Regions from separate parts of the Mus musculus genome. Here regions 1 and 2 are each linked to region 3. A link is a loop called in an ENCODE intact Hi-C map of the cell type or tissue named here. Cell type or tissue: heart. All regions are shown on one strand. Links, peaks and the distances in the headings refer to the core of each region. The heading gives the core; the rest is flanking DNA. Region 1 overlaps Cog5 (component of oligomeric golgi complex 5). Region 2 overlaps Gm40362 (a long non-coding RNA gene). Region 3 holds the start of Dus4l (dihydrouridine synthase 4-like (S. cerevisiae)).

What was found. Peaks named below come from ENCODE experiments on the same cell type or tissue, not always from the same donor. Only the 100,000 strongest peaks of a DNase experiment are listed, where the experiment ranks them.
Region 1: it touches region 3 in a loop (2.3-fold over the local background); 9 of 42 quality-filtered maps call a loop at or near these places.
Region 2: a loop joins it to region 3, with 2.6 times the contacts of the local background. A loop is called at or near these places in 14 of 42 quality-filtered maps.

Annotation. Positions count from the first base shown.
Region 1 is chr12:31,921,406-31,931,766 of GRCm38, reverse strand. It overlaps Cog5 (component of oligomeric golgi complex 5), which reads right to left. Exons shown (of 23, transcript NM_001163126.1): 22 at 5,976-6,122. The coding sequence ends at 6,008. Hbp1 (high mobility group box transcription factor 1) reads left to right here. Exons shown (of 11, transcript NM_153198.3): 9 at 762-1,085; 10 at 3,042-3,183; 11 at 4,260-5,312. The coding sequence ends at 4,277. Among named protein-coding and RNA genes, the nearest start is that of Hbp1, 24 kb to the left of the region's middle. In heart, for the core only: a CTCF peak has its summit at 4,872 (motif pointing right); a DNase peak (open chromatin) is centred at 4,806.
Region 2 is chr12:31,502,347-31,512,775 of GRCm38, reverse strand. Gm40362 (a long non-coding RNA gene) reads right to left here. Exons shown (of 2, transcript XR_872643.3): 2 at 1-272. Among named protein-coding and RNA genes, the nearest start is that of Gm40362, 7.9 kb to the right of the region's middle. In heart, for the core only: a CTCF peak has its summit at 4,612 (motif pointing left); no DNase peak of the experiment used is centred there.
Region 3 is chr12:31,649,594-31,660,022 of GRCm38, reverse strand. Dus4l (dihydrouridine synthase 4-like (S. cerevisiae)) reads left to right here and starts at 5,197. Exons shown (of 7, transcript NM_028002.2): 1 at 5,197-5,333; 2 at 7,582-7,732. The coding sequence starts at 7,617. Cog5 (component of oligomeric golgi complex 5) reads right to left here and starts at 5,154. Exons shown (of 23, transcript NM_001163126.1): 1 at 5,040-5,154. The coding sequence starts at 5,133. In heart, for the core only: a CTCF peak has its summit at 4,924; a DNase peak (open chromatin) is centred at 5,182; H3K4me3 peaks cover 2,452 bases; H3K27ac peaks cover 1,614 bases.

The DNA.
Region 1 (10,361 bases), core at 1-8,000, 270 kb before region 3:
AGATGGACTCCCCAACTCCAGGCTTGCTGAAGAGCAGGACTATGCCTAGTTTGTTTTGGTGCTTTGGTGCTTATGCAAATTGAACTTATATAACAGAATGTGGCCTTTACTGATATGGGTGGGTTAAGATACTAACTATACATAGGTGGACCTGAATATATTACAACTTTCTGTATCTATACAAATCTCACATTGCTATGTTGTTTAAGTTATCCCATTCCATAGCCAGTTTTGGAGACAAGGTCTCATCTTAGGGCAGGTTGGCCTTGAACCTTCTGTGGTGCTCAGGTTTGCCTCTATGTAGAGATCCATCTGCCTGAGTTTTCTAAATGCTAGGAGTACTGGGCTGAACAGGCTGCCCTCCTCTACTAGCTCTTGTTGTTCAGTTAGCTTTCAGGCCTGAACTATAGCCCACTCCATTTTAGTTTCCTAGGTCTATACTTCTAGGCAAGAAATGAGATGATCAAATTTGTTAAAAAGTGAATCTAGAAGAGTGAAGGAGCGAAGGACACGTATGGGGTCTGTAGACGTTAACTGCTATGAAGGAGATATGCTGGTTATGACTTCTTTTGTGGGGCGTAGAGGTTGGCTTTGTAAAGATGTTTTCAGTTGCATATATGAGGTTTCCTACTAAGTGTAGTGGCAGAAGCTGGTAAAGACACATCAGGTAAGGGGCAGTGAAGGTTTCAGTCAAATGCAAGATTTTTAAATTTCTGTCTTAGATACTTTATAACCTCAGTCTAATTTTGTTAATTCTCTAGCTATGACTTCACACCTATGGACTCTTCTGCGGTCTATGTTTTGAGTAGTATGGCTCGTCAGCGCCGTGCATCTCTGTCTTGTGGAGGAGGACCTGGTACTGGTCAAGAGTTTTCGGGATCTGAATTCAGTAAAAGCTGTGGTTCACCTGGATCATCACAGCTCTCTTCTAGTTCTTTGTATGCTAAAGCTGTCAAAAGCCACAGCTCAGGGACTGTGAGTGCCACTTCTCCTAATAAGTGCAAAAGACCAATGAATGCCTTCATGCTTTTTGCCAAAAAATACAGAGTTGAATATACTCAGATGTATCCAGGGAAAGATAACAGGTAAATAAAATAGTAATGACTGCAACTCTTGACTTGTCAGGGCAGTTCACAGTAACTGTGCCTGCAAAATAAACTCCTTCAGTGTCGTTTGTTGATTTCTTCCCATTTTCTTATGTTGACTTTACATATATAGTTTTTATAATATATAGATTGTACTATGAGCTGCTATGTGGGTGCCAGGATATGAACCTGGGTCCTCTGGAAGAGCAGAGCAGTCAGTGCTTTTAACTGCTGAGCCATTTCTCCAGCTCCTCAAAGAAGTAATTCTAATACTACCTACATTTTAGAAAGAAGCTTTGCATTCCAAGTGCATCTTTAAGAGTTGATGTGTTTGTACAGAATAGCCTTGTCCTAGTATTTGGTGATTTCTTTAGAACTGGAATTGAGGGTAGCTAGGGCTAAGTAGTGAGACCCTGTAATTTTTTTAATTCACATTGGAGTAGTCTCTGGTCAGGAATATATTATAGTTTAGCAGAAAACATACTTCTAAAATGTAAAAGCATTTTAAGAATGACTTACCCCCCCCCCCCAGGTCATCTTAGAGACTTCCTGACAGATGGGGCATGTGTTTCTCTTTTCATACCTGTCTGGTACTTGCTTATTAAATGTGTCCTCTGACATCTAGAAATGGTACTTGTGTTCTTGTATTATATTAAAAAGACTTTGTAAACACTGGAATGCCAATAGCTCTCTGGGTTTACTTTAATTCTGGAGGAAAGGTCTTTCTTAAGAGTAGCTGTCTCATTTCCACTTTTTTGTTTTTCTATTTTAGGATCTATTTATCAAAGATAACTCCCATATAACTCATAACTCTCACTTTCCATTGCATTTTTGTATTGTTTGTATATGAGTAACACATTAACGGGAAATGAGTCAAATGGACCTTTTTCCAAATCAAAAACCAGTTTGGGTTTTTTTTTCTTCTATAGAGGTAGATCTTTATTCCATGAATAAGGAAGTTTTTTCTTAGGGGCAGAATGTAGACATATAGAAAGCTATTAGGCCAGTTGGCATATACATTAATGAGGTTGAAACTTAAGCGAGGAAGGAGTCTAGACTGAATCATAGCGCACCTCACACTGCCCGCCATGTTTAACCTAAGAGAAAACATCAAGAATGCATCAGCACCCCATTTGAAACATTCTAACTCTGGGGGACTGAGACTGCTATGTGTCTATTCCTGTGGTTTAGATGGCAGATATGTCAGCTATTTTATGCTATCTTTAATCAGAAACTGTATAAGTTGGTTTTAAATAAAATATAGCACATTCAATTGTTTGATGTGTTGGACTTCACAAGACAAAGCGCTTTCTCTACATTTTAGTTGTGGCTCCTGTGCCCCTGAAGCATCACTGTCTTCTTTCTCAGGAGGCTCTTGTGTGCTACCGTGTCACTGCTAATAGTTTTGGTATCTGAATGACTAGGAAAACAGGGAAATAGTCTGAAGTTTGTACAGTAATGTGTCCTATCAACTTTGACTCCCTCTTACCCTTTTGGATTTATTCCAGTGTCTTGTGTTAAGTACAAATCTGACCTAAAATGTACTTTTAAAAAGATCACTAGACATAAACTCTAAAGCAAAGATAGTCTTTCTTACTTGGCTTGCACTGCATGGGGGGAGTAAAGCTTTTATTATCATAACCACAATAGCTTTGCACACAAAATAAGTTTTAATACAAGTTGAATGCCCCACGCTGCTGACACTGAACTTTCCTTTGGAAAATTGCCAGTTTTCTGGCAATTTTGGATGTTTTAGAACAATTGTAAATACTATCATTATTCCACCAACTGATAAATGGATGCATATGCCAGGATTTCGTTGAAATGACCATGGTAGTCTTGATCTTTCCCCTTCTGTTTTTTTTTTTTTTTTTTTTTTTTACATTTCTCCCCAAAGTAGTAGCAGCTGCTACACATTTTATGAAACTTTACATTATGTAAATATTTACTTTGCAGAGCCATAAGTGTGATCCTTGGTGACAGGTGGAAAAAAATGAAGAACGAAGAAAGGAGGATGTACACATTAGAAGCAAAGGCTTTGGCTGAAGAACAAAAGCGTTTAAATCCTGACTGTTGGAAAAGGAAAAGAACCAACTCAGTAAGTGTTAGTAGTAACAGAAGTCCTGATCTGATGCTCTGTGTGTTCTTGTGCCATGATGGCAGGCAGAGTCTTAAAGATCCCTCACCATTATTATACTTCAAACCTAATACTGGAGTCTGCCTTTTCTATCAAGAACCACTTGAGTAGTACAGCAAGCAGATTTTCTCAAGCTAGCTGAAGAATGCCCCAAGTGCTGAGGAAGTTTTAGAGTATACTACTAGTAGTCTGGTTAAAAGATGGACATCATTAACTCATTACAGTAGAAGATCTTTAGTTTTTGGTAACATCCTTGCAGGCTTCTGCTATAGGCAGAAACTAGGAGACACAGGAAGGATGAGAAAGAAGTTTCACAATGCTGTCTTTGGCTGGTAGACGCCATTCTTATAACTGTTCTTTACTTGAATAGCATCCTTTATGTTTACATTTTAGATTATTTAGCACAAAATACATAGGATAGACTAGAATAAACTTATGTATTATTTTTTTAAAATGAAGATTATTGGAACGGTAATCAGAAAGAAGGCTTATTAAGGGTGTTTAGCCAATCCTATATAATTTGTAGGTTAAATGGCTCAGGGATTTATTTTAAAGTAGGGTCAGCCACCAGATGAACTGTAGTGTAGAGATTTGTTCTGTGTTTTTTGGTGTATATGTGTGTGAGTCGAGGTTTCATAAGTAGCCCAGGCTGGCCTCAAACTTGCTTTTGTCTCCAAGGATGACCTTCACCTTCTGATGCTTCCGCCTCCAACCCTTGCGGTCCTTTCAGGGATTACAGCTATGCAATACAAGCTCAGGTTCTGTGTATGTGTACATTCAAGTCACAGAACAAACTCAAGTGTTGGTCTTGCCGCCTTTTATTTAGTGCAGGGGTTTGAACCCAAGGTTCTGTGCTTAAAGGCAAAGTATATCTATGGAACCACACAGCCATTCCCTACAAATTCTCTAATGTCTGGAACTTCATTTGGGACATTAGCACTTTTCTGTGCATGCTGGTCTCACATTTGTTTAAATTTTCCAGATACTTAAGCTATGAGCCATTAGGAAACTGAGAACCAATTATTTTGTTTCCACAGGGCTCTCAACAGCATTAAACCTGATGCTTGTGTTTGTAAGTCTGCATCTGCATAAGTACTGACTCTGGATGGAAAAGCTTGGAAGACCTTGGTCTCACCATTTGTCTACATTTGTGTGACCATAAAATGCTGGGAGCATTGAGTTTTGTAATGATTTAATGGGTGAGGATTGCTTTCTCCATTAGAGCATTAAGCTATAACTATCAACATTGTAAACCAAATTGCCTTATTTTCCTTCCAAACTTCATATATCTATCAGGTAATATAGGCTTGAAAATTGATATCCTGTGGTGCTAAAGTACAGTAGAAAGATGTGTATACGTTTTATTTTAAATTGTACGAAGGGGAATTTAAAAATACGTAACTGCTGTTTATACATCAGCTCCTTACTGCTTATTAATCTGTATTGTACCCACGATATCAGGAGTGAAGCAGACGCTGGCCTTTCCATGAATAGCCACCACATGGCCCAGCATCTCTGCCAAACACAGTTGCTTCTAGTCTGGCCAGTGCCAAGAGACAACATAACATGGCAGGTGGATGGTGTCGGTGTCATTGTCTCAGCTCAAAGAGCCACCTGCTTCAGATACCATGGGCATGTGCTGAGTGGATGCACCAGGGGGCAGCACAGCTCCATGATTCCCAGTGGGGCCCAAGCCAGGCCAAGGTGCAGTCAGTTAATAGCATTGGGACAGTCATTGTAATGGTGCTGTTACCAGTCGACACCATTGTGTTTGACCGCGTTCCTGTCTCCTCAGCCACATACCCTCATCTGTGCTGTCAGTGTGTCTCTGGTGGGGCAGACTTTGCACTTACTGCAGTGCACCACTTGCACTTTACTCCCTCCGGCTTCTGAGACAGAGCAAGTACTTCAGCAGTCCTGCTGCTCTTGCTCTGAGCTACAATCATGGCTTCTCATGTTACTTACCAAGTGAGAGTTTTGGTTAGTAATCACAGCTGTAAAATTGATTTACACTTGTTAAACATATTGCCCCTCAATTTTGCACACTATATTCTTGTATATTATTTCAAATAAAAGGAAAAAAAAGGTCTGTCTTTGATTTCTGGTTGACTGAATTCATGATACCTATCAGTATAATCTGATTGGCAGATGGAAAACAAATTCTTGATAAAACTGAGTTCTGGTGTTATAAGTAGGTTTCTGGTGGGGTTTTAAAAATTAAAGAATGTTAACAATGGAGTAAAGACTAAAAAATAAGGCCCTGAGTGCCTGTTTCTAGTAAAATGACTGTAAAGAAACCCTGACTTCATTTAAAGCTGTAGTTAGATCCAGTAAAGAGCATTTAGCAGTGTGTCTGCCTCAGCCTTGGGCTCCGCCATAGTTACTGGGCTTGACTACATGCCCACATCACTTTGGGGTAGAGTGGCTCTGTCAGGTGTATACTCCTCAACTCCCTGCCGATGTGACTTCTTTCACTGGTTCGTTATGTGCTTAACACTAAAGAAAGTGGCAGGCTGGGAGGATACTGTCCCTTCATAAGCAGTGAAAATAATGAGCCAACTATGACAGCAAGTAAAATAGCCTTCCTCCATCGTCTGAGAAGGGGAACATAGGTAGCTTTATGAAAAAGCCATGTGGGTGCTATGTGAAGGCTGAGATGCTTGAGCTATTCTGACATTTAAAGAAAAAGTGCTGGAGGTAACAGAAAGAGGAAGGACAGAAAATCAACCATGATCTTTAGTTGTAGTTGCCACCTTTGGACGGGTCTGTTCATGGAGACTGCAAGTCACTGAAGAGCAGACATAGCCTTTTGAAGCAGCTGAACCATAATGGGATAAACTGGTGCAAATTCTTTACCGTCCCTGCTTCTCACTGACTGAACATAAGCTTCCAGGGCTCCCCTGTAAATGCAAAAGAAAACTGTCATAAGTCCAACAGTTTTGATAGCACCGATATGGAAACAAGACCGTCTGTTCCTGGAACAGCACAGTGCCACAGACCAGTGTCAACAGCCTTTACACGTGCATTAGAGCTACAGTGGCTGTGCCAGGTGAGTGGTGCAGTATGGCCGATTTCAGTCTTCATCTCAGTATGTGCTCCTTTCCTTTGTCCTGAAGGCACGTGAAAGAATGCACATAGCTGTGTCTCCCCCAGAGCTCAGCTAGGGGAGAAAAAGCCTTGGACACACATGCTCAGACAGACCCTTTGCGCACATAGTAAAACAGACAGGGCAGCCTACAGCTACAGCATTTTCGGGTTTTTAGTTTTTGGTAGGTTTTATGATGGAAAGTCTGAACTTAGTTAAGTACTTCCATGTGTTGCTGTGCCGTTGCTTTGATAATCTTTGGTTTGTACTAGGGACAGGAGACAGCAAATGGCAGCAGCATTCATGGCCCTTGGCTTGCTCCTTTATACCTAAGGTCATTTCCTTCCCACCACCACAGCAGAGCTGTAGGGAAGCTACAAGGCTACAACAGTGGTCTCCATGAGAAGACGTGTGTATGTTCGCCAAGTAAAGCTAAGAGTGGTTTGTAGTTTGTACTTCTTTATAAAGTCCCCACTGTTCTGCATACATACTCATTGCACGTCCCATTTAGCAATTCTGTTTATTCCCAAACACTAGAAATAGCCAGTGTTGTTCAGATGTGTTCTTTATTTGTGTCCATCTGTCTTTTAGACATTTTAAGTAACATTGCTTCTAGGTGTCGTTTGGTCAGCTACCAAATGCTTGGCATCGTTCTGTTCCTCTTTCCATCATGGAGCCCAGGGAACTGGTTCCCTTCAAACTCTCATTCCCATTTACATGGGATCAGTTACAAGGTCCTCAAACTCACCCCACCTATTTCACATCTGGCCCCCTGCCGACCACCTTGTTTCCCTTAAATGCTTTCTGTCTTGTTTGTAAAGCTGCTAGCTGGGTCTCTAGCATCACCTGCCCTTCACTGTTTGCAAGAGGAAGTCCCCAGGCAACCCAGCTTTGTTGGAAACAACTATGCAGCCCTTTATGCCACTTTGGGCTTCAGGGCAGTCTAGTGTAGCATGAAAAAGACCCACTTTGTACTTCACTTGCTGCAGCTAAGGCCAGCATCCAATCAGGGAAGAAATGGAAATAGTATATTTCTCCCTCAGATAGGAGTTGGCAGAGAACCTGTTTGGTTTTGACCATGCACATATCTTACAATTAAAGAAATGAGTTCATCTGCACACTTACTCTTATCTGTGGGACGAATGCCCTTTCTTGTGTTCTCCCTAGACGGCTCTTTATCATTTAGGGCTCAGCTTTAAAAATTTCCTCTGTCATAAAACCCTAACACTAGGTAGCAAAAAATTACCCTGGAGTCACAGATATGAAAATCCTGACTACAGAGTACCGAGCATTTTGAAATTCCTGAAGGCTGTGTTCAGGATATGAGGGAGTATGGACAGGCCATTACTAAGCCAACTTCTCCAATTAGATATAATCCTGTTACTGGTCATGTGCGTAGCCTCAAGTCCCATATAATGAGTAATCCTAGCTACTGACAGAAGTCAGTGCTCTTAGCATCCTTTTGTGGGATGGTCCAATGTCAGGTAGCAGAACCAACCCTTAAGGACTTACTTCTCTCTGTATTTTTTAATAAATTTGAAAATTGTTTCTTTGCCAATTGGCATACCAGCTTAGGCAGTTGCTCCAACTCCACAAATGTCTTCAAAGCCAGGCTGAAAAGGGCTCAACCATCTTGAAGCAGTTGGGTATGTGTGCATGCACATGTGCACACACATGTACATTTTCCAGTCTTAAGAAATAAGTGGAAAATCTTAGAAACTAATGTTCCATAGTGGACACACTGTTCTATTTACAAAGTGCACTTAAAAAAAAAACACTCTGCATTTGTAGAGCTAAGCATATAAATTATACATCACATTGAAGGAAGTTTAGAAGTAAGTTTGGTTAGATTTTTCTTTTGATATTCATCAAGAACACCATTAGAATGACAGTGAGAAAACAGATTAAGCAGCCCTCCCACATAAAATCAAGAGCAGGATTTGTAAGCATTTATTAAATTACTTCATTTGCTTCAGGAAAACATTAGCTTTCTTGGAAGTCAGGCAAGCATTATGTAAGAGGTTTGTAACCACACAAGACTGCTGAAGTTACCCTGACATAGGAAAAAGCAATGGGTTTAATACTAAAGGATTGGCCTGGGTTCATAGGTCACACTGTTAGGTGACACACCAAATAGGTGTTTTACAATTTGTCAGGCATTAAAAACTTCATTGTGATTAGTACTAAAATTATAAGTGAATTTTAAGGCATTTAAGATTTTAGAAACAGACAAGCTGGGAGAATAAGACCTAGCCTATGAGTTCTGGATAATGGCAAGATGGCTAGGGGGCCAAGGATTCATACGGTTCCAAGTGTTTTCTGTAACAATGGATAAAAATACCATTAGGCACTAGTGAAGGCTAAATGGTTTCAACCTATGTGTCCTCAAAGGGCAACAATATGATGCATTGCTCTCCCCTGCAAATACCATGATAAGCAGATTTATATCTTGTTTGTAAGATACACAGGCAGATCCAACCATTTCCGCAGAGCCCGGGAATTTTTGTATCCAAACTGACATTTTGTCTTCAGTAAGTGCATGGTCTGAGCCAGGTGGGCACCTCTGCTCCCAAGCCCACATGTTGGGGGCATCTGGTAGCTGAGCTGCTGCAGCCCCCAACTTCCTCCCTGGCCTGGGTCAGTGATTGCTCTGCCTTTAATGTCAAGTTCACTGTTAGCCAGGCAGAAGAGAACTCGCCTTGGCAGTCTCAGCAGCAGCACTCTACTGTTCCACACTCCCCACTGCTAACAGCCTAACAGATGGGAGGAGCAGAGCGAGGCCCCACCAAGAAGCTAAAGGAGATGCTGACATCTGAGACCACCACTTGCCCTGGGTCTATCTATAGGGAGAGAATCATCCATCTTTGGTAGGCAGGATCAAAACACTTTTGAGTAACGTGTAAGAACACACACCCTCTAAGACAAAAGGTTTACTCTCGCTAAGAGGCAGGGTGTTGTGACAGTAGTTTCTGTGGACCCCCCAGGCAGGCTTCGAGCAGGAAGGTTCTGGGGTCTGGTGTGTGTGTGTAAGACAGGGGTGTAGGGGGTGGGGAGTGGCTGGGACTAGGCAGTATTTATGAGTAGCGCTTTCACTTGCTGAATGTGAGCTTAGCAACAGCATCACTGATGACATCACCCAGGAGACATTTTTAAAAAGAAGCAGAAGAAAACAGATTTGTGATCACAAACCCACAGCAAGACAGCCATATAGATGAACTCATTTCAAGGCCTGCTGAATCGTTTCCTACTATCAGCTATATTGATAATGTAAATTGATAAACTCAGGCTGAGTGCATATTTGGGACTCAGAAAAGAAGGCACAGAGACACTGCAAATTGAAACCCAAATGTCCTGACTACATCCTAACCCTGTTCCATGAGCAGGTTTAACTAGGCCTAGATACTGACAGGAAGCTCAGTGCTCAACATTTCTCTTGTACGGGTCAGCTTCTTAGTGAGAAAAGATAAGGAACAATAGAACCCGGGCTCATCTTCCTTATCCCACACAGGTTACTAGAAGCCACACACCTGTGGCTCACCTTCTTCAGTGAAATCCTTTACCTAACTGAGGCTCAGATGAGTTAGTGGGCCTGCCTTATCCATACACCTAGATTGCCAGGGTAGAGAATGCATTCAGGGGTTATAGCAATGGTAACTGATATTAGACAACCAGGTGGACAGGAGCTGACTGAGGACTTACTCGTTTTCTAGTGTGGCTGGTTCAGTGATGGTGGCCTCCCGTGACAGGGTATCTAGGAATATAGGGTGTTTGAGGGGTGATTAAATTAAAACATTTGAGGTTGAGGTTTCTGTGGTATATTTGAATGCAGATGCCTGACAGCAAGTCTGCTGGCCTAAGACTCCATTCAAGTGAGTTCCATACCTGAGCCTATTGGGAGGAGTAGGAGTGTGTGTGTGTGTGTGTGTGTGTGTGTGTGTGTGTGTGTGTGTGTCTATTGGGAGGAGTAGGAGTGTGTGTGTGTGTGTGTGTGTGTGTGTGTGTGTGTGTGTCTAAAAGAGGCATGTGTCTGCACTAGCTCTCCTGGGTGCAAAAA
Region 2 (10,429 bases), core at 1,114-9,113, 150 kb after region 3:
TTAATTACACTGCATTTTTAAGGAAAACTGATAAGTCTGTGGGTTGAATACATATACAACTTTTTTCAAACATTAAGGCTTTTTAATTGACATAATTGTACATGTTTACAAGGTACTGTATATTTTAATATATGTAAACAACATATTGATCAGATCATGGCAAATGGTGTTTCTTCCTGTAGAAAACATTCACTTTCCTCCCTGGACAGGCTGGGGCTTAGCTCAGTAGTCAATGCTTTGCATATACAAGGCCCTGGGTTCAATTTCCAGCACTGTAAAGAAACAAAACAAAAATATTCCCCTTGAGATAATATAATAAATTAATTGCTATCAATGATACTACCATGCAATGCAAAAAATTCAACTATTTATACCTGTGGCTGCAGAAGCCAAGGCCCTGCAGGTCAGACTAGTTACTGTGGAAGTGCCTTAGATGGGAGATATTTGGCAGAGATACAAAGTATCAGAGGAGAGACTAACAGGGAGAATCAGCACACACAGCCCCGGGCAGGTTTTAAGCAGAACCACCAGCATGGACTTTGAAGGCATGACATAATGCAGTTTGCTGCAGGGGGTATTGTCTCGAACCCGAGTGTAGCAAGAGACAAGGAAGTCAAGAAGGTTGCCAGAGTATGGCCTACAACATCTAAAAGCATACTTTTCAAGACAGGGTTTCTCTGTGTAGCCCTGGCTGTCTTGGAACTCACTCTGTAGACTAGGCTGGTCTTGAACTCAGAGATCCACCAGCCTCTGCCTCCTGAGTGCTGGGATTAAAATTGAACACCACCACACCCAGCTATAGGGAGCATTTTAAACAGAAAAAAATATAATCAGCTATCCTGCTTGTTTGTCTGTTTATGGTTGTTTGTTTGTTTGTTTGTTTTTGCAACAGGGTTTCTCGGTGTAGCCTTGGCATTCACTCTATAGACCAGGCTGGCCTTGAACTCGAGATCCTTCGGAGTGGTGGGGTCATCAAACCCCGCCAGATTTACATTTCTAAAAAGGGTTTTCTGAGAAGTGCAGGTTGGTTTATTTTTATGTGCAGGGCACTTTCTCCAAAGGCTACAAGAGAACCTACCATTTTAGTTCTCAGTAGAAACTAGATGGCAAGGGGGTAGGGGCTAGAATTCCTTTGCTATCTGGGCGTCTGAAGGCAGGACCAGGAAGAAGCTGATTGTAAAGGTTCGGGATGTATGAGAGACACATTTAGAAGCTCTCACGGATCAGGCTTAGTGTTGAGGAAGAAGTGGAATTAAGATAATTGCTCCTTGCTTTGGGATCTGACTGAGTAACTAAATGCATGGTAATTATTGAAACTGAGAACACTGCAGAGGGATAGCGTGGGACACTGCACTTCTAGAAGTTCTGTTTAGGGAGACATATGGATGCCAGTTAGTCACAAATAACGGCTGGAAGACATTTGTCAAAAAAAAAAAAAAAAAAAAAAAAAAAAAAAAAAAACCATGTAGTCACATAGCACTTAGGATGGATTTGATTAGGTTACAACAATAAACATGTGCACACACGGGGGCAGGGGGAAGAAGAGGAAGAGGGAGAGGGGGAGGGGGAGGGGGAGGGAGAGGAAGAGGAAGAGGAAGAAAAAGAGGGAGGAAGAGGGAGAGGGAGAGGGAGGAGGAGGGGAGGGGGAGGGGAGGGGGAGGGGAGGGGGAGGAAGAGGGAGAGGGAAGGGAGGGGGAGGAAGAGGGAGAGGGAAGGGGAGGGGGAGGAAGAGGGAGAGGGAGGGGGGGGAGGGAGAGGGGGAGGGGAGAGGGAGGGGGAGGGGGAGGAAGAGGGAGAGGGAGGGGAAGGGGGAGGAAGAGGGGGAGGAGGAGGGGGAGGGGGAGAGGGAGAGGGAGAGGGAGAGGGAGAGGGAGAGGGAGAGGGAGAGGGAGAGGGAGAGGGAGAGGGAGAGGGACAGGAACAGGGACAGGGACAGGGACAGGGACAGGGACAGGGAGAGGGAGAGGGAGAGGGAGAGGGAGAGAGACTGACTGACTGCTGGGATAGGGCTCCTCCATGCCCTGCCCCAGCACTCCAGGCTATTTTAATCTTAGATATCCACATTTCAGCACATGACCACATCGGTATTCATGGAAGCAAGCAGATCTGGAAGGAAGGGGAAGGGGCAACACAGGGTTTCCATTCCTATTTCTGGAACTAAAGGAAAGGACACACATAAATATAATCTTTCAAATGTTCTGAAAGAGAAGAACCAGAAATCTTAGAGAGCACAAATAACGTTGAGCATGACACTTTACGTACCATGACTATCTCCAGAGAGCCCCGTGCTTCAGTTTGTCTGTTTCAGAAGGGTAGGGGACTCAAAAACCTTAAATCCTCATTTTGGGTGTGTTAAGTTAAAGATGTGTTTATACAAATAAAGTGTCAAGTAAGCAACTAAAAGACCTGGGGTGTGTGTGTGTGTGTGTGTGTGTGTGTGTGTGTGTGTGTGCATGCCTTTGATTCCAGCATTTGGGATGCAGAGGCAGGAGGATCTCTAAATTCAAGATCAGTCTGGTCTACAAAGTGAGTTCCAGGACCACCAGGGCTGCACAGAGAAACCCTGTCTTGAAAAACCAAACTAAACAAACAAAAACAAAAACAAAAGAGCAGCTATCTTAGATAGGGTTCCCATTGCTGTGAAGAGACACCATGACCAAGGCAACTCTTTCAGAGGAAAACATTTAGGTGGGGCTGGTTTACAGTTCAGAGGCTCAGTCCATTGTCATCATGGTGGAAAGCATGGCAGCATCCAGGCTAACATGGTGCTGGAGAAGGAGCTGAGAGTTCTCTATCTTGATCCACAGGAAGCAGGAAGAGACAGTGAGCCACATTGGGCATAGCTTGAGCACAGGAGATCTCAAAGCCTGCCCCTACAGTGATATACTTCCTTCAACAAGGCCATATCCCCGAAATAGTGCCACTCCCTATGGAGCAAGTATTCAAACACATGAGGCTATGGGGGCCACACCTATTGAAACCATTACAACAGCTAAATTAAAAAGCCAGGGGAGATGTGAATTTGGGAGATGGAGAGGAGAGTGTGCAGTCTAGGGCTCTAGGCTGAATAAGACTGCTACAGGAAAATATTTCATAGACAACTATAAGAGTACTCTGCACGAGCCCTGCAGACAAGCTTAACTAAAGGGTGGTGCGGAAAGTAGAAGAGAAGAAATAATCAGATGGAATGAGAAAATGGAGAGAAAAATTCTTTAAACTAAGGAAAGGAACTGTAAGGTAGGTGTTTCAGCTCCCATCAAGGAAGCCCCTCTATTTGTGCAAGAAGTTCCACTCCTTTCCTGTGTTAAGTTCATCATTCTGTTCTGAGCCAAATCTGTTAGTGCATGGGCACCTCTCCTCCCGGAAGTCATTTCCCCAGCCAGCCCTCAGGAAATCATAAGATTCTAGGCACACTAGCATCGCTCTGTCCTTTCAGCAGCCACGTCCTTCAACACCTTTGCACTTAGCTCTTCCTCTAACCTAACTTCTTGAAGTTTTTAAGCAAAGACTATGGATTTCTTATTTCCCAGGTCGCATCTTCCCAACAAGACATTCTCTGCCCAGAGCATACATATGCATTCGCCATCCTGTGCCATGGCTGCTCTATGCCACAGTGCTCTACTCTAAGCATGGTCTGTGCTTTACCCTACATGACCTGCTCTAAGCACTTCAGAGCATAGAACCTGTCCGAAATTGTTGTGTGAACAGTGTCAGTTTTACCCCACTAGGAAGCAAGTTACAAAATAGATGTGATACTATAATCCCAAAAAAAGGCAGGTGAGGGCAGGAGAAACATGAGTTTGAGGTCAGCTTAGGGGCTACACAAAGAGATCCTTCCTCAAAGGCAAACCAAAAATAAATGAAAGCAAGTTTCTAGAGGCTGCAAAGCTTAATAGTGGGTAGAGGGTGAAAGCTGGGAACACAAGAAGCAGTTGTTTTCTCCCAAGGGGGAGAGGGTCACCATTTCAGCAATTCTGAGATGCTGTGTTGGAAGGAGGATTGTGGAGAGCATGAGAAAACAGCATTTGAGTAAGCTGGCAAGGTTCTGACTGTGACCGCAGCAGCACAGTCAGAGGGTCTGACTCATGAAGTCTCCCCAGTCACTGTCCTGGGTGCCCGCCTGCTAACTCTGTCATCACAACCTGTCCGTGCATCTGGAGCAGTATCGTACCTAGCCAGAGTTCTATCACAGGGCCTGCAACAGTGTCAGACACACAGCAAACAGTCAGTAAATCCCGAGTAAAGGAGTAATCAGGAAAGACAACGGCTATACAAAAACCACTGGTTTTCAAGAGGGGACTTTTCCAAATCATACCTTATCAGCAAAATAAACATCAAACAAAACCCAAAAAACAAAAACCAAGAAGGTTTCTGCAAAACACAAGCCCAAGGATAACTGTATCCACACAGGGGCCTTGAGTCACAAATCAGAACAAAACTTTACTGTCTTATGCTTTACCGTCTTAGTTTGGGGGGAGAGTACAGAAAACTTATATGTAGATACGAACATTAATTAGTACTACTGCAGTTTTGTTTCCTTATAATTTCCAATTTTTTGACTACAGAATCTTGGGATATTTTATTTACCCATGGGCTGGTGCCACCTAGTGGACATTATCTCCTTAAACAGGTTTGAGTCTAGAAATTTTTTATTTACCTGAGAAAGGAAATGATGGGGACTATGGCTAGTTAAAGTCACTGGTCAATTTCACTTCCTAAAGTCCCCTGCAGACCGAGACGATCATCTCTACTTGAAAGACAAAGAGACTTAAGACAAGGAGACGTTTGGGAAGTTTCCAAGATCAGTCAGAGAGACACTGCAGAGCCAAACTCTCACCACTGTACCCACAGCTCTACAGCAGCAAGTCACCTGTGCAATTAAAGAAGCCAGCATTATGTATCTGTATAAGGGAGGCAAGCAGATGGTGGTGTGCTTTAGTGCCCTGGAGATGAGACTCAAACACCAACAGGTTTCCAAGGAAGCAGTTTGTTTATCTCCACCTACGTGCCTGAATCTAATGCTAATCACCCACTGGAAGTCTTATAATACCATAAAACTGGACGTTGGGGATGGCAAGATGGCTTAGTGGGTAAAGGTTCTTACTTGCCTTTCAGCCCTGGAGACCTGAGTTTGATCCCTAGAAGCCACATTAGAGTGGAAAGAGAACCGACTTACTCTACAAATTGTTCTCTAGCTTCCATACATGACCTGAGGTTCATGCACACATGTAATAATAAATAACTTTTTAAAGCTGGGTGTGAAGATATCAACATTCAGATTTGGGAAAGCCATAAAAGTTCAGTCTTTAACATGAAGATTACACATCAGTACAGCCACCATAAACACACAGCTATGACTGCCTTACCTATACCTTGCTGATGCTGTAGGTGGCTGCTGTGTCATTATATTCTATCCTGACTTCATCAGTATGCATCTCTAACAACTCATGCACCATTACTGCTTAAGAAAAGAATGCAGGCTGGAGTGATGGCTCAGCGGTTAAGAGCACTGGCTGCTCTTCCAGAGGTCCTGAGTTCAATTCCCAGCAACCACGTGGTGGCTCACAACTATCTGTAATGGATCCGATGCCCTCTTCTGGTGTGTCCTTAGACAGCTACAGTGTACTCACATACATAAAGCAAATAAATAAATCTTAAAAAATGAAGAAGAAGAAGAAAAGAAGAAGAAGAAGAAGAAGAAGAAGAAGAAGAAGAAGAAGAAGAAGAAGAAGAAGAAGAAGAAGAAGAAGAAGGCGGCATTTGCCGGGCAGTGGTGGTGCACGCCTTTAATCCCAGCATTTGGGAGGCAGAGGCAGGCGGATTTCTGAGTTCGAGGCCAGCCTGGTCTACAGGGTGAGTTCCAGGACAGACAGCCAGGGCTACACAGAGAAACCCTGTCTCGGGAAAACAAAAACAAAAACAAACAAACAAAAAACAGAGAGGAGAGAGAAAATAATGCATTTCTGATATTTTCTAGCATATATGTGTTTAAAATGTCTCCAATGTTTTCATGCCCATCTCCTATGGCATCCAGAGACTAAAGCTTCAAGTACTGCATTTAGTTCTAAATCTCTTGAGTTTCATTAACCTAGAAAAGTTTCCCAATCCTTTTTCTTCTATAAAACCAGATTTAAAAAAAAAAACAAGGTATGATAATAGCAGTGCAGCTAGATGATCATTTAGGGATTCACAGAGAAGTATGACCAATGGCACGGAGGGAAGGATGCTGTAAAGCACCAGGCATGACCACTTAGTCTCAATGTTAATTTGCAGCCACCTGAGCAGAATCCATTAGACAGAGTTACACTACATATGTTCTTAATTCTAGAGCTCTGCTTAAAATTTACATTTCTTTTAAACTCCCCTCAATTAAGTCCATGTGATGAGTTCATCTTATTCAAATATATGAATGAAAAGTTCAACTTGAATGCTGGGCACCATGGTGCATGCAGATCTCTTGAGTTTGAGGTCAGCCTGGTCTACACAGTGAGTTTCCAGGACAGCCAGGGCTACACAGAGAACCCTGTCTCAAAAAAAAAAAAAAAAAAAAACCCACCCCCCCTGTAGTGGCTATTTCTGGTTGTCAACTTGACTATCTCTGGAATGAACTACAATCCAGAATTGGAAGGCTCACCTGTGACCCTAATCTGGAGGCTGGGAGATAGAAGTTTCTGATCTGGATCTTGGTATGGAGATCTTGAGGCATAGTGGCTATGGATTCCAGAAGATTAAGACTGGGAGATCCCTGAGTTCAAAGTCATCTGGGATTAAAGGTGTGGTGGCACACACCTTTAATCTTGGCTACACCTCCTCTCTCTCCCTCTCTCTTCCTCCCTCCCTCCATGCCTCCCTCCCTCCTTCGCCTGCTTGCCGTGAGGGACTGAGCAACTGCTAGATCCTTGGACTTCTATTCACAGCTGCTACTGACCATTGTTGGGAGTTGGACTGCAGACTAAGTCATCAATAAATTCCTTTACTATATAGAGACTGCCCATAAGTTCTGTGACTCTAGAGAACCCTAATACACCCCCCAAATCGAACTAAAATATAAACCCATAACACTCAAAATTGTACAGAATAAAACAAGGATGCTATTCTAGAATCCCAGTGCAGTGGGTGTGTGTGGTACTGCATGCATATAGTCTCAGCACCTCAGAGGTGGAGGCACATGGTCAAAGTCAACCTTGGCCACAAAGCAGATCTGATGGGGGATAGCCTGCCTGTGCAAGATCCTATCTCCAAAACAAAACATGCTACCAGTCGCCTCAATTCATTTTATTCAGGAATAACATTTGCTGTGGTTTGAATGCTTCTGTCTCCCCCAAATTCATATGTCAAAACCTAATTGGCGTTATATCAGTATTAGGAGGTGGGGATAAGGGGAGATACTTGGGTTACGATAAAATTACAGAGACACCAGAAAGATACCTTTCCTCTTACAAGAGTAAAGATAATTGTCAGACTCCACTTACGAACCAAAAAATCAGCTCTAGCCAGACACTAAACCTTGGGATTTTCATCCTTTAGAACTTTGAGAAAGAAACTTTAAGTTTATAATTCACCCAATCTTATCATATTTTGTGATAACACCAAATAGACTGAGATGATCACGATTAAGGGCACAGGTACTTACCGCCCCCTACACTTTCATGGGTAGATAAGCAGCACCGTTCCTATAGCAGCAGGTGCACTATAAACGCAGCAGTCTCTGCCCCACTTCTACTCTAGCAATACAAGGCGCCTGACTTCCCCTGCCGAGCTCTTGTGTCTGCTGACAACTAAAACAGATGACTCAGCTGGAGATCAGTGGGAAACTGGATGGTCTGGGGAGAAAGGCTATGAGAAAAATTCTTTACGGCAGCTTTATTGTCTTTGGTTCCATGTTTCAGGTGCTTTATCATTCTTGATCCTTCAAACTATGGGCTGAGTGGCTTCTGGCTGTGAGGGACACCTGGAGGGAGGCACTTTAAGGGAGGAGCCTAAAGGCATAGTAAAGAGGGGGATACTATCGGTGGAAAGGTCTAAGCAGTGGGGGAGGTGAGGGGCAGATTGCAGATATGTGGGGAGAATTACCTGGGACAAAGGGAATATAAAGAAGCAATATAGGAGCTGGAGAGATGGCTCAGCCATTAAAGGCTAGGCTCACAACCAAAAATATAAGAAGCTATATAGAAGACCACAATCATATAACCCAAATTAAACACACGCACACACACACACACACACACTGAAGGGAGTTACAATACAGGCTCTTGTTAGTCCTCTTGGTTGCTCACAAGATCAGATTGCAGAAGACACCACACACCTTGGTTGCCAGGTACAAAAAAAAGCAATATGGAACTGAATTGGAAACCTCATCCCTGTTGGCTAGCTTTTGAAGGCACTACTGGGAAATGTATGAACTAAGACATCCTGTCGAGCCTTACCTGCCTGTGCAATAGTGGCATGACTGCTGTTGGGCTCTCTGGTTATATTTGAGGCCTGTTCCACAGAAGGGAATGACCCATGCCTGGCACGATAAACCCCACTTAATGACACAGGTCTGTGGAGTCACAGGCCCAGAGGAGGGACTTATTGTTGTCATTTAAGGAAACTGACATAGCATTAAACTACCTTCTGAATATGTTCATACCTACTTGAAGCCTTATTCAGAGAACCCTCTCCTCACAATGAACGGCACCAAGTGCAAGAGACTCATGGCTTCCCAAAATACCGAGAATAAGTCACAGCTGTGGTCTCAGCCCTAAGCAAGATATTTATATCACCCACTCTAAGGCTCAGGCAACCTTGCAGAAGGGGTATGCTGGAAGACAGGATGAAGGTCTGTGAAATTCTATACTCTCGTTGATACAACCACTACAATCATTAACCCTCAACTATAGTGTTACTTCAAGACTACCCCTGTCTACAGTTATAAAATGGAAGGGCTCATGTGGCCCTACTCTTTACTACTGAACTACTGGGTAGAGACAGAGTCTGGGAAAGGAGGGATTACTGCTTTCAGTTGTGTGCCTACCTCTGAGTCCACCAGTCTCCAACCCACAGTGCCAAATCCATGTTCACAGGCATAGCCCTTGTTAAAACCAATGGGCAACAAAATAAGATGTATGGACATGAATGTTAGAGATTTGTGGAGAGCAACGGGATGGACAGGGATGGTAGAAAGATGTGAGAGGCTGAGGATGAGAGTGGTCTGCAATTATTTGCATATGTGTATAAGTTGTGTAAGAACACATTTAAATAAAAATTACATGAACATTTTCTATTACCATTTTATTCAAATTCATACAATAAAATAGTGCAATTTTTAAAAAGGTCATTTATTTATTATGTATAAAGCATTCTGCCTGCATGTATGCCTGCAGTCCAGAAGAGGGCACTAGATCCCATTACAGATGGTTGTGAGCCACCTTGTGGTTGCTAGGAATTGAACTCAGGACCTCTGGAAGAGCAGCCAGTGCTCATAACTACTGAGCCATTTTTTCAGCCTTAGTACAATATTTAATGTGACTAGTTGTAGTGGATATTCCTGGTTGTCAACTTGACTATATCTGGAGTGAACTACAATCCAGAATTGGAAGGTTCACTTGTGATCCTATCTGGAAGCTGGGAGATACAAATTTCTGGATCTTGGCATGGAGATCTTGAGGCATAGTGGCTATGAATCTCAGAAGATCTGAGCCACACCTTCTGCTGGCAACCTACATAAGGACATTGGAAGAAGGAAGATTCGCTCTTTCTTCTTTGCCTGCTTGCCTTGTGGGACTAAACAACTGCTAGATCCTTGGACTTCCATTCACAGCTGCTGCTGACCATTGTTGGTTGTTGGACTGCAGACTGTAAGTCTTCAACAAATTCCCCTAAAAAAGAGACTACCCATAAGTTCTGTGACTCTGGAGAGCCCTGGCTAATACAGTGGCTCACAGCCATCTGTTGAGACAACCAGTCTCAAAAGACCTGATGCCTTCTTCTGGCTTCCACGAGCACTGCATGCATGTGGTGCATAAACACACACAAGCAGTATACACTTGTACACATAAATACATGAAATGTTCAAAACATATTTTAAAAAATCACATGGAACATGTTCAACATCTCTAGCCATTAGGAAAACAAAAATTTCCCCAGTAAGAATGTGTATCAAAGCAATCAAGAAGCAACACATGTTGGCGAGGTTTGGGGTGGGAAACTTATACCACTGCTTGGAATGTAAAACAGTGTGGAGGTTCCTTTAAAAACAGAATTCCCACATGACCCTGTCATACCACTTCTGGGAATATGCCTAGGCAAATGAGTTAATTTACTATACAGATATTTGCATATCCATTTGATTGTGGCAATATTCACTAGCCAACACAACCAAGGTGTCCAATAACAGATGGATGATTTAAAAAAGCACGTTACATTCACACATGGAATACTATTCTAT
Region 3 (10,429 bases), core at 740-8,739:
CTAACCTTTTTTCCAAGAAAATGAGATTACTGCTAGGAACAATGCTTAAGAAAAACTGACTAATGATAACATGTATTGCTTCAGATATCTCTAGATGAGTGAGTATATAAATACAGTTATATATTCTATAACATGAATCTAATTTTTAATCTAATTTTTATCTAGATATGAATCTAAATTTTGAATAAAAATAGGCAAACACTAACTTATAGGTAGCACTGAAATTCAAGACTTAAAGGTAAAATAAATAGAAAAGGTGTGTTCAAATATACTGGAAAAAGAAATCATGATGTATCTTTTCTAAAATATATATAAGGAATCCATAAACCCTTGAATAAAAAGATAAGGAAAATGAAATGCTAGAAATGAGATACACAGAACCTGCTTAAAGCAAGAGCTATATACTCCTAACCATGTACTGAACTTGTCTATACTCATTACAATACATGCTCCACTAAGGGAAGATGTTTGCTTTAATGCCACCTCTCTCTAGAGCCTGAACAAGGCCAGGCAAGGTCAGGTACTCAATACTGACTGAATGAATCAATCTGTCATCTAAAAGTATCACAGTGCTAAGAGCAAACCAGTCTTAGCTATTCTCACATTCAAACTATTCTTAAACTAAAGTAATAAAACATTACTACTTTGGCCCTAATTCTGAAAACTGCATTTTCTTCCTGTTTGGCAAGTTTTTCTCAGAATTAAGAATCCTTCCCAGAAAATGTAAGTCGATTCACACAGGTTTACCACCAGCAAATATCAAAATGACAGACTTTAACATGGGTAATAAGTCTAGTAAAAAAGGACAACAGAATGTATGCATTAGGCAGAAAATGTAAAAGAAAGACAGATGAAGGTTCAAAGGAAGGCTGGGGGGCAGGTTGATAAAAGGCCTGTAAGACATACAAAATATTCAACACGTATGCTACTTAGCAATCTAAAGCCAAGCAAGAACAGCATCAGTTTTGTGTTCTACAACAATGATCCTAAATCCCTAAATCCCTAAGAAGGGATCTGTCACCCAGCAATATGCTTGACTTAGTCACAATTAGCTTTTAACAGCCAACTGTGACATTTTCAGGAATTTTTTGAGTCAGCTGGTTTTATAAGACAGGTGCCTTTCAAACATTCACTGTAGGGGTATGTACGCCATGGAATACACAAACCAGGCCTTTTCTTATTTTCCAAGAAAGCTGGTTTACCAACACACCTTCCCATGGAGAAGAATCAGAGAGGTCAGAAAAAGCACAGTTCTGTGTTAACAGCCCAGGTGACACAATGAAGGTCCAAGTAAGACAGTGTCACTTAAGAATATCAAGCAACTGACACATTTGGCCATTATCTGAACATGATAATGAGTTGGACTTGATACGTTCATAAGGTAGAATAAACCAAGGAAAACTCCCAAGTTTCTATAATTAATGGAATATTCTTTATCTGATATAAGGAATTCAGTTTTGCATGAAGCTAGATGCCTGAGGCATTAAGTATACAGAGATGAGAAACAAGCCCATGCCTCCAAGAGTCTGACAACTGCACAAAGGGTCAGCACTCAATTAACAAACTACCAACCATAAGAAGCAACACAATCAGAAAAAAGACTCAAGAACAGGAAGAAATTTACATTGTTTAATGTTTTCATAGAATATGTACTACTTGTTCATATGTTGTTCACCAACACAGAAATTCCAGTGCATGGTTAAAATATAGTTCCATAATTCAGAAGAGAAGGATGAATTTGTCTTAGTTTGCTTTTCTGTTGTGATTTAAAAAAAAAAAAAAAAAAAAAAAAAAACAGTGATCTTTGTAGAAGAAAACGCTTATTTTAGCCTACAGGTTACAGTCTATCTATCATTAGGAAAGCAAAGGTACCATGAGAGCTAAAGTTATGGTTTAAATTTTAATTAGTGTGCCTAAGAGAGCCATAAAACAGTCTCAGTTTGAGCTCCTGAAAGGGCCATGTCTAGGTTTGTGGCTATGCAGCAGCAGGGGTCTCTGTCAATGTCCATGGCTCATGTTACCACCAAAGGCCAGGTGGATGTCCCTGGTCTGGGCTGCTGCCTAGGACTACGATGATGTCCAAGGGCTGGCTGAGCAGAGCTGGCCCAGACTCTCACTGGCTGCAGCACTCTGGAGAGTGGACCCCACACCTCACCTGGGCAGCACAACAGAGCTGGCTGTAATGAGCAGTAAGAGCAGAAGAGCTGGCCCCACTTCTTGGCAGCTACAGCACTGGGTGAGCTAACCCGGGCAATGCTAGAGAGCTGGCCCTGCTGGTATGGGTGTTGAAGAACTAGCAGGCTGATCAACTCAACTATCACCCAGGCCCAGATCCAGGACTTTGAGTTGGCCCATACCAACATCTATGAACTGCTGAAGCTTAAGAAGGGGCCAGCCCTACAGATTCAAAACTGCAGGATCTCCATGACACAGGGCAACAGGATATTCAAGAGGCATCCTAGTTAGGATCCAGAATAGATAGTGTAGCAGAAGCCAGAAGCCTCGAACCAGACCAGTGCCTGGTTGCAATGAACATCTGCCAAGTAAAGAAGTGGACAAAGGGGTATGTTGTGATGTTGTGGATACGCCACAGCTTCCACAGCAAGATTTTTTTTTTTTCCTTAGAGAGGAGACTATAAGGGTGAAAGGCAGATACAAAGAAACATGGAAATGATTGGGATTGGGGTACATGATGTGAAATTCAGAAAGAATAAAAAAAGTTATAAGAAAAAAATAAAGAAAATGTCCCATGTGTAGATAGGCCAGTAAGATGGAAGCGATTCCTCATGAGGTTCTCACATCCCAGCTTACTCTACTGTGTGTCAATGACCAACACAGTGATTATATGACTTAGAAAGTGGACAACATAGGTCTGAGAACCCAGGAAGACACCAGAACCTGGGGAGTTGGGTAAAGAAACTCCTGAAGAATGCTTAGAGAAAAAGAAACTGGAAAGAATGACTAAATCAAAAGAGCTAACTGTGTAAAGGAAATGGTGAGTACAATCTCCCATAGACGCGACAGTAAAAGATGAACACAGCTAGCAGATTATTCAGTGGTTGATATTCCAGAATAAATCACATAAGTTATCTCTTTTGTGGTATTCTTATCAGTGAAAAATCAGAAGCTGCTCACAAATTTTCCAACTCTGCACCTGTTCACTGAGCCTATCAACCCTATCTTTAGGCAAATTCTAAAGACAGTGAATTGGTTACTGAACAAAATGATCAAATTTTCAGGTACATTTGGGGAAACTGGAAAGGAATTTAGGAAATTAAATAAATACATATATACATACATACATACATACATACATACATACATACATATATACAAGGGCAGTGGTGGCACAGGTCCTGAATCCCAGCACTTGGAAGGCAGAGGCAGGTGAATCTCTGAGTTCTAGACCAGCCTAGTCTACGAATTAAATTCCAGGACAGCCAGAGCTACAACAGAGAAACCCTGTCTTGAAAAATAAACAAATAGTGTGGGATCCTTATATCATATAACAAATTACTTCAAGGAAAGAGCCAAGCTTTTACAAGTTTAAATAGGATAAGAAGCAGAAGTGCCCATCTGACTTACTTCCAAGGAACCAATGAGGACCTCTGCAAAGTGATTTTAACATTATAGAATGGGAGTGTTTGGATTCTAGACAGGAATAAACTCCACAGCACAAAGGAAGGGAATGTCCTTAAAACAAAGGGCTTTATTTAATTGCTGAGACTTTACTTAATTGTATTTGAAACCACAGAAGGAAAAAAGCAAGCATAGTTTTAAGTTCAGTTTAAGCTCAAAGGCTGGACAGCTATTAAACACACACACACACACACACTCGTTTCAGGATTTTGAAACTTGGTTAAATTTAAATTTCAATTAAGACACAAAGATGAGGTGCATCAGGCAGAAACTCTAAGAATATACCACAACCTAACTCTGAAAAACATCACTAGTCTTGACAAGATATAAAATATCTATTAAAAAGATATAAAATATTCAACAATCAGGGAAAACACCATAATTTAAATTTCAGTTTGATCCTTTAAGCCACTCTTATGTGGAAAATTAAAAAAAAAAATCTGTTCCTACTGTATGCAGAATACTGCTTTTAACTCTGTGGAATATAAAAAGAGGTTCCTATGCTTGGCTTGGTAGCCTTTGATCCCAGCAGGTGGTAGACAGAAGCAGGTGTATCTCTGTGAGTTCAAGGCTAGACTGACTGATCTACAGGGAGTTCCAAAACAGTCAGGGTTTCATAGAGTAACCCTGTCTCAAAAACAAGGGGGAAGGGGATTGGGGAGGAGGAGGCGCAAGGGCCTCGGAAGCAATTAAGGTGATAAATGCAAACGCTTTTAATAGATGAAAGAACTTAGTGTCAACTAGAGAAAAGATGGGATGATTAAGGCCTAATACCTTTAGCAAACTGAATTTTGTTCTGTCTCTCAGATTGAGCATTAATACAACCGAACTTGACTTTCAAGCGTACTATACTATAGAAAGGTATATAGTTAATTTACTTGGGATAATTTCTCTTCAAACTACCAGTAATCCTGACTTCAGTACTCGACATGTATGGATAACAGAGGCACCTGCATAGCCCAAGAACTGAACACGGAAATTTCCAACTCCACATTTTGCATCCTCCATCCCTTTCCTTAAGCAGCGAGCGGTCTGTCACCTAGGGTGAGTTCACACTTCTGGGCACGGACAGTGCAATCCTTGGTCAGGAACTGAGCAGCAGTAGCGGCTATCAGCCCCGACCACGTCGTGCAGGAACTACAGCGATGTCCCGGGCGCATCATGATCCAGTGCAAACCCCAGCAACTAGACACCAGGTGTTTTCCCCAAGACACCCACGGGAAGAGAGGAACACGTTCCCCGTGAAACTGGGGGACCAGGACAATCCCGGACGCCAGGGGGCCGGGCGGAGGGGAGTGGCCAAGTCCAGACAGGAAAACTTTGTGCAAAGTGACCGGTAGGATTCTCGGACTCTGCGCAAGGCAGGGCGACCCAGGCCGGGCCACCGTCCGACGCCTTACCGTCCTGCAGGATCGCCTGCACGGTCGCCGCCACTACTGCGGAACCCGAAGCCCCACGGCCTGCTACGGAAATTGTGCTGTCTCCACCTTCCATGTTGGCAAGTGCCGGGTTGATGACGTCTTGCAATCGCCCCGCCCTCCAAGTGACGCAGAATCAAGGCGCCGCCCCACCTGCCCGGCCCGGGTTGCGTTTGGGAACCTAAGTACTACAATCCTACGTGCAAGGAAAGACAGGTCGCCGCCGGGGCCTTCTCCCATTCCGCTCCGGACGCAGCCACCGCGCCGATCTCCAACGCAAGTATTGGGCCTGAGAACTCCGGCGTGGGGAAGAGGCTCTTGGGAGCGTCACGGCCCTCCTCGCCCAACACGTGGGAGCTTAGGGCTGCTCAGCCTTACCTAGTCCCCGCCTGGAGTGGCAAGCCCGGGTAGCAGGCAGTATATGCTGGGGAAGAATAGTTGTTAAGCTCTGCCCTTAAAAATAAAAACGTTTAAATATTCGTAACTATTTATTGAGTTGGTCTGGAGCTACTCTGCATTTTGCATTCCCTTAACATCGCCTCAGAAGATTTTTCCCTCCTGTGTTTGACCTCAGTCACGATGCGGTAGCGAGAGGCAGCGCGCCTAGAGTTGCATTAGATTTCAGTATGCATAGTTTACGAAACTACTTTGTTTGTAATAATCATACACGACGAATAGCATTATCTGAATTACAGGATGATTTTCTTTCCTTAGCTTTCTTGTTTTTCACAAAAAAAAGATTGACTTTAGTCTACATATTAATATGCAATAAAGTTTTTAACGCCCACTATACATACCAGCACAAGTTTTCAAAAAAAAAAAAATTCACTTATATTTTAAAAGGAATTCTAGGTGTAGAAGCACATATTACCAAAATATTATGTCCGGTGCTGCATGCTTTGGAGAACTTTAAAACAAAATATTGATACCTTCATCCCATAAGTTCAGAGAGCTGTTTTTGGTCTTGGATGTGACTTAAGCATTTTTATTCCTAAAAGTTTCTGCATCCTAATTTACTATCAAGATTGAAAGCTATAGCTTATTCAAGAAATTCATACTGAAGCAGACTTTGCCATTTAGTCTGGCCACAAGAATGAGTAAGAGCAAAATCATGCTTTAGAAAGTCAGTCATGACGCCATTGCCGATCACCACCTCCTAGTGTGTACCAGTTCTGTAATGTGTAAGATTCTTCCCTCCTTTGCAAATAGTCTCTTAGTGGTTTACTCCGTGTTTATTCCTCATATCGACATAGCCCATCTCTGACTTAGCTTAATTACGCTCCCATTTTCCTCTGAACAGTGTTGACACTTCCAAAGATTTCTTGCAAGCCATGACATCCTTCAGTATATTGGCCTTGTGTTCATTTAGCCTACTGCCAAACATTAAAGACTGAATTTTGAACAACTAGCCTTTTATAGAGTTAGCTTTTATCTGGCAATAGATTACAAAGGCCAAAATGGAATATAAAAACAAAAACTATGAAGTCAAAAGCTTTAAGTACAACATGAAAAATATTAAACAATTTTATCACTTGTACTTTGGGCATAAAAGTTATTTACGGTGCACTTACTTGGTAATAACTGAATATCTTCACTGGTAATAAATTTAGATTATTTAAAATAATAAAGTTGTTTCTGCCTTCTGATTCACAAAAAAACTAGAATAAAAGTATCAGAGTTTCTTTTTTAAGTTGTATGTGTATGTATGTAGATGAATATATGTGTGTGCTACAAGTCCCCTCAGAGGCCAGAGGTGTAGGACCCCCTGAAACTGAGCATAGAAGTACCATGATCCTCCCAATGTGGGTGCTAGAAACTGAACTCAGATCCTCTGCAAGAATAGTCCATACTCCTAACCACTGAGCAATCTCTCTAGCCCCAAAATACCAGGATTTGTTTTGAAATACGAGTTTCTATTACTGCCACCTAACTTTCCTTTTTTTCGGTTTGTCTATCATACAAAGTATTTTATGGGAAGCAATTAAAGCCAGATCCCTTGGTTTAATCATGAAAGTAAAATGCATGAAATTAAAAACGAATCTGAAGTTGGGTATGGAGGCACACCAGGGTAATCCCAGCACCGGCAAGGTTAGGTTAGCAACTATGTAAGCTAGCCTGGTATATAGCAAGATCCTGTCTCAAAAAATAAGCAAAAAAGTAACAATCAAATCATCACATGACACACACAGGGAAAACCTAGTGGTTTCCCATATCGTCTTTGAAAACTACTCTGTGCAGTTTTTCACATTTATTGATCCTGTAAGTAGAGGCAGAATTTGGGAAGATATTCTTTTATTGATAAGGGGGAAAGAAACTCAAATTATTTCTGAGTACACAAGCTCATGAAAGATGAAATTACAAGAATAATAGTTTTGGGTTTGTTTGGTTTTTTTTTTTTTTTTTCCAATACTGAAATTTAAACCCAGGGTCTGCCACATGCAGCAAGTATCCTCCCATACAACAGCTATGTGACCAGCCCAGTGATGGGGATTCCAAATACTGAAATGCATAATTCTCTTTGCAGACTGTCTTTTTCAGACTTGAAACTAACCTGTACACATGAGAAGTGACTCCTTACCAACCACAATATGTCAAGAAAGAAAAAAAGACCCGATAGAAATGTTTCATTCTGGACAGCTGGTAAAAGTCTGTGCCCCGATGGTTCGATATTCAAAGTAAGTATTGTTAAATTATTAATAAGCCAATATTTAGCTTCCCTTAGATGTACCCAGTTTTGTACATTTTTCACCACACATAGTATGGTGACTCACCTGCAAAGGCTTTTCAAACCCCTAGCTTTGGAATCGTGATTTAGAATGGGATCCCAGTGCTGTCACTCTGCTGGTATATTTGTGACCTTAAGTAGATCATTTCTCCATGCTTTTTTTTTCTCCCAGAGAGTCTTATGTATCTCAGGCTACCTAAAACCTGCTGTGTGGCTGAAGGCCTAATCCTCTCCCTCCATATCCCAAGTGCTGGCATTAAAGGCATATGTCATCATGACTAGCTCAGTTAATGCTGGGATCAAACCCAGAGCCTCATGGGTGTTAGCCAAGCACTGTACCAAGTGAGCTACATCCCTAGCCCAACACCTACAAAAATGGTAATGTATTAGCATACATTAGGTATTAAATAGATATAAATGTGCACGCACGGTTTTTTTTTTTTTGGGAATATGTATCTTGGGCTACATATTGAGACTTTATCTCCAAAAGAGACAAAACCAATAAATAAACTTATTTCCCTTATTTTTAACTGTCAAGGTTTATGTATCTATGCAGCATTGAGTGTCTGATTTTTTAAAGCTGAAGCTCTGAACCCCTTAAGCAGTAATTCTTCATTCCTCACACTTCCAACCCCTAGGAACTATTACTTTGCTTCTTTCCCTAGGAATTTGACTATTCTAGATGCCTCATGTGGTTGAGCCTTGTCTTTTTGAGAATAACTAGTTTCCCTTAGCATTTTGAAAATTGTTTCAAGGTCCATTCACATAGTGCCATATGCCAGCCTTTCCTTCCTTGTGTAAAAGTGAATAGGTAGTCTACTAGGTATTGTACATACTACATTTGTTTCTCTTTTCATTGGTTGGTAAACATTTGGATTGCTTCTACCTTTTGGCTATTTCAAGTAATGCTGCTATGGACATAAGAATTTAAATATCTCAGACCATTTCAGTTTGGGCGGAGCTATGTAGTCAAGTGGATCACATGTTAAGCCTGCGTTGTTCAGAGGAAAAGTGCTGTTTTCCATTAGGGCTGCACCTTGCCTACTCCCCTGCTGCACACAAGGGTTCCAGTTCTTCCCACCTTTGACAATGTTTTTCATCTAATTCTGCTTTTTTACTCACTATACCCACTCCACTGGGTGACAAGTAGAACCCTCTGTGATTGGCTTTGCATTCCTTAGTGACTAATAATGTTGAACATCTTTTTGCTTCCTGGCTATTTCTTTATGTTCATTATAGAAATGTTTATTGAAATGCTCGGCCCATTTTTGGCTTGGTTTTGAGGTTTTTCATTTGTTTCCTGTGGACTATTGAGGGGTCTGCATATTCCAGGTGCTACTCCTTTGTGGCTTGCCAGTGTTTCCTCCTGGTGTGGAACTTGCTCTTTCATCTTCTTAATGGTACTAAGTAAAGCATAGTATTTATATTTGTGTAGATTGTGTTTCAGATGTAAAGTATTTAAAAAAAAAAACATTTTGTTTTGTATGTGCCTGTCTGACTGTCTGTCTGACTGACTGACTGTGGAAGAGGGAGGACAGGGGACATGTGTGCTACTTATTTCATTCTCTCATATGGAGGTCAGAGATCAACTTACATGTCAGTTCTAGGGATCTGGGTTGAGTTGTCAGGCTTACTTAGCAAGCACTTTTACCCACTGAGCCATCCTCCCCACTAGTATTGTATTTTTAATTTTATATATGTAAGTTCATTAAGAGTTCTTAAAAACATAGCTAATTTTTTTTTATACTGAGCTTGTGTCTTATAAACTTGTTGAGCTCACTTATAAAGTTCTTTAAATGTCTTGGGATTGTCTACATGAACAATCATGTCATCTATAAAACTGGACAATCTTTTCCATGCTTTACTGTGCTAGCTAAAAGTTCTCACTATGTTGACAAGGGTGAGAACAAACATCCAATTCTTTTCCTCCTTTGTTTTGTTTTGTATTTTGGGGGTGAGGGGACAAGGTTTCTCTGTGTAGCCCTGTCTGTCCTGGAACTCAATCTGTAGACTATGCTGGCCTCAAACTCAGAGATCCGCCTGCCTCTGCCTCCCAAGTGCTGGGATTAAAGGCGTGCGCCACCACCACCCAGCCCACATAGGATTTCTGATGAATGGCCTTCATCAAATGAAGGAAGCTCCCTAAAGTTCTGCCTTTCTAAGACTTTTCAATATTGTATAAGAATATCTTGTCTAATGCTATTTTTATATCAGTTGATACAGCCATCATTTTTACATTCACTAGCACGTTCTTTAGTATCTAATAGAGTATACTGGCTGATTTTGTATATTGGACCCTGTGATACAATCAGCTATTCTGACACTGCTCCATCAGAGAGAAAAGGAAAGCATCAGCTCATCACTATCAGCTTTACATCTTGGTTCTCAGCTTGGCTTCCATTTCCATCTGGGAGATAGGAGACGTTCCTTGTTAGTGTGGACAGAGGGGAGAGTCCTAGTTCCCTTTGGAACAGGTGCCTCCTAAGCTGCAGGGTAGGGCTAAGGTCCTGGCTTTCTACTAGGCCTCCCTTTACAAGGCATCCAGCAAGGAAGGAGAGGTGCCTTGTTACTATTTTTGCTATGTAGCACCATACACATGGAACTGTACACTCTCCATGTGAATTCCACTGATACAGAAGAGAAGGTA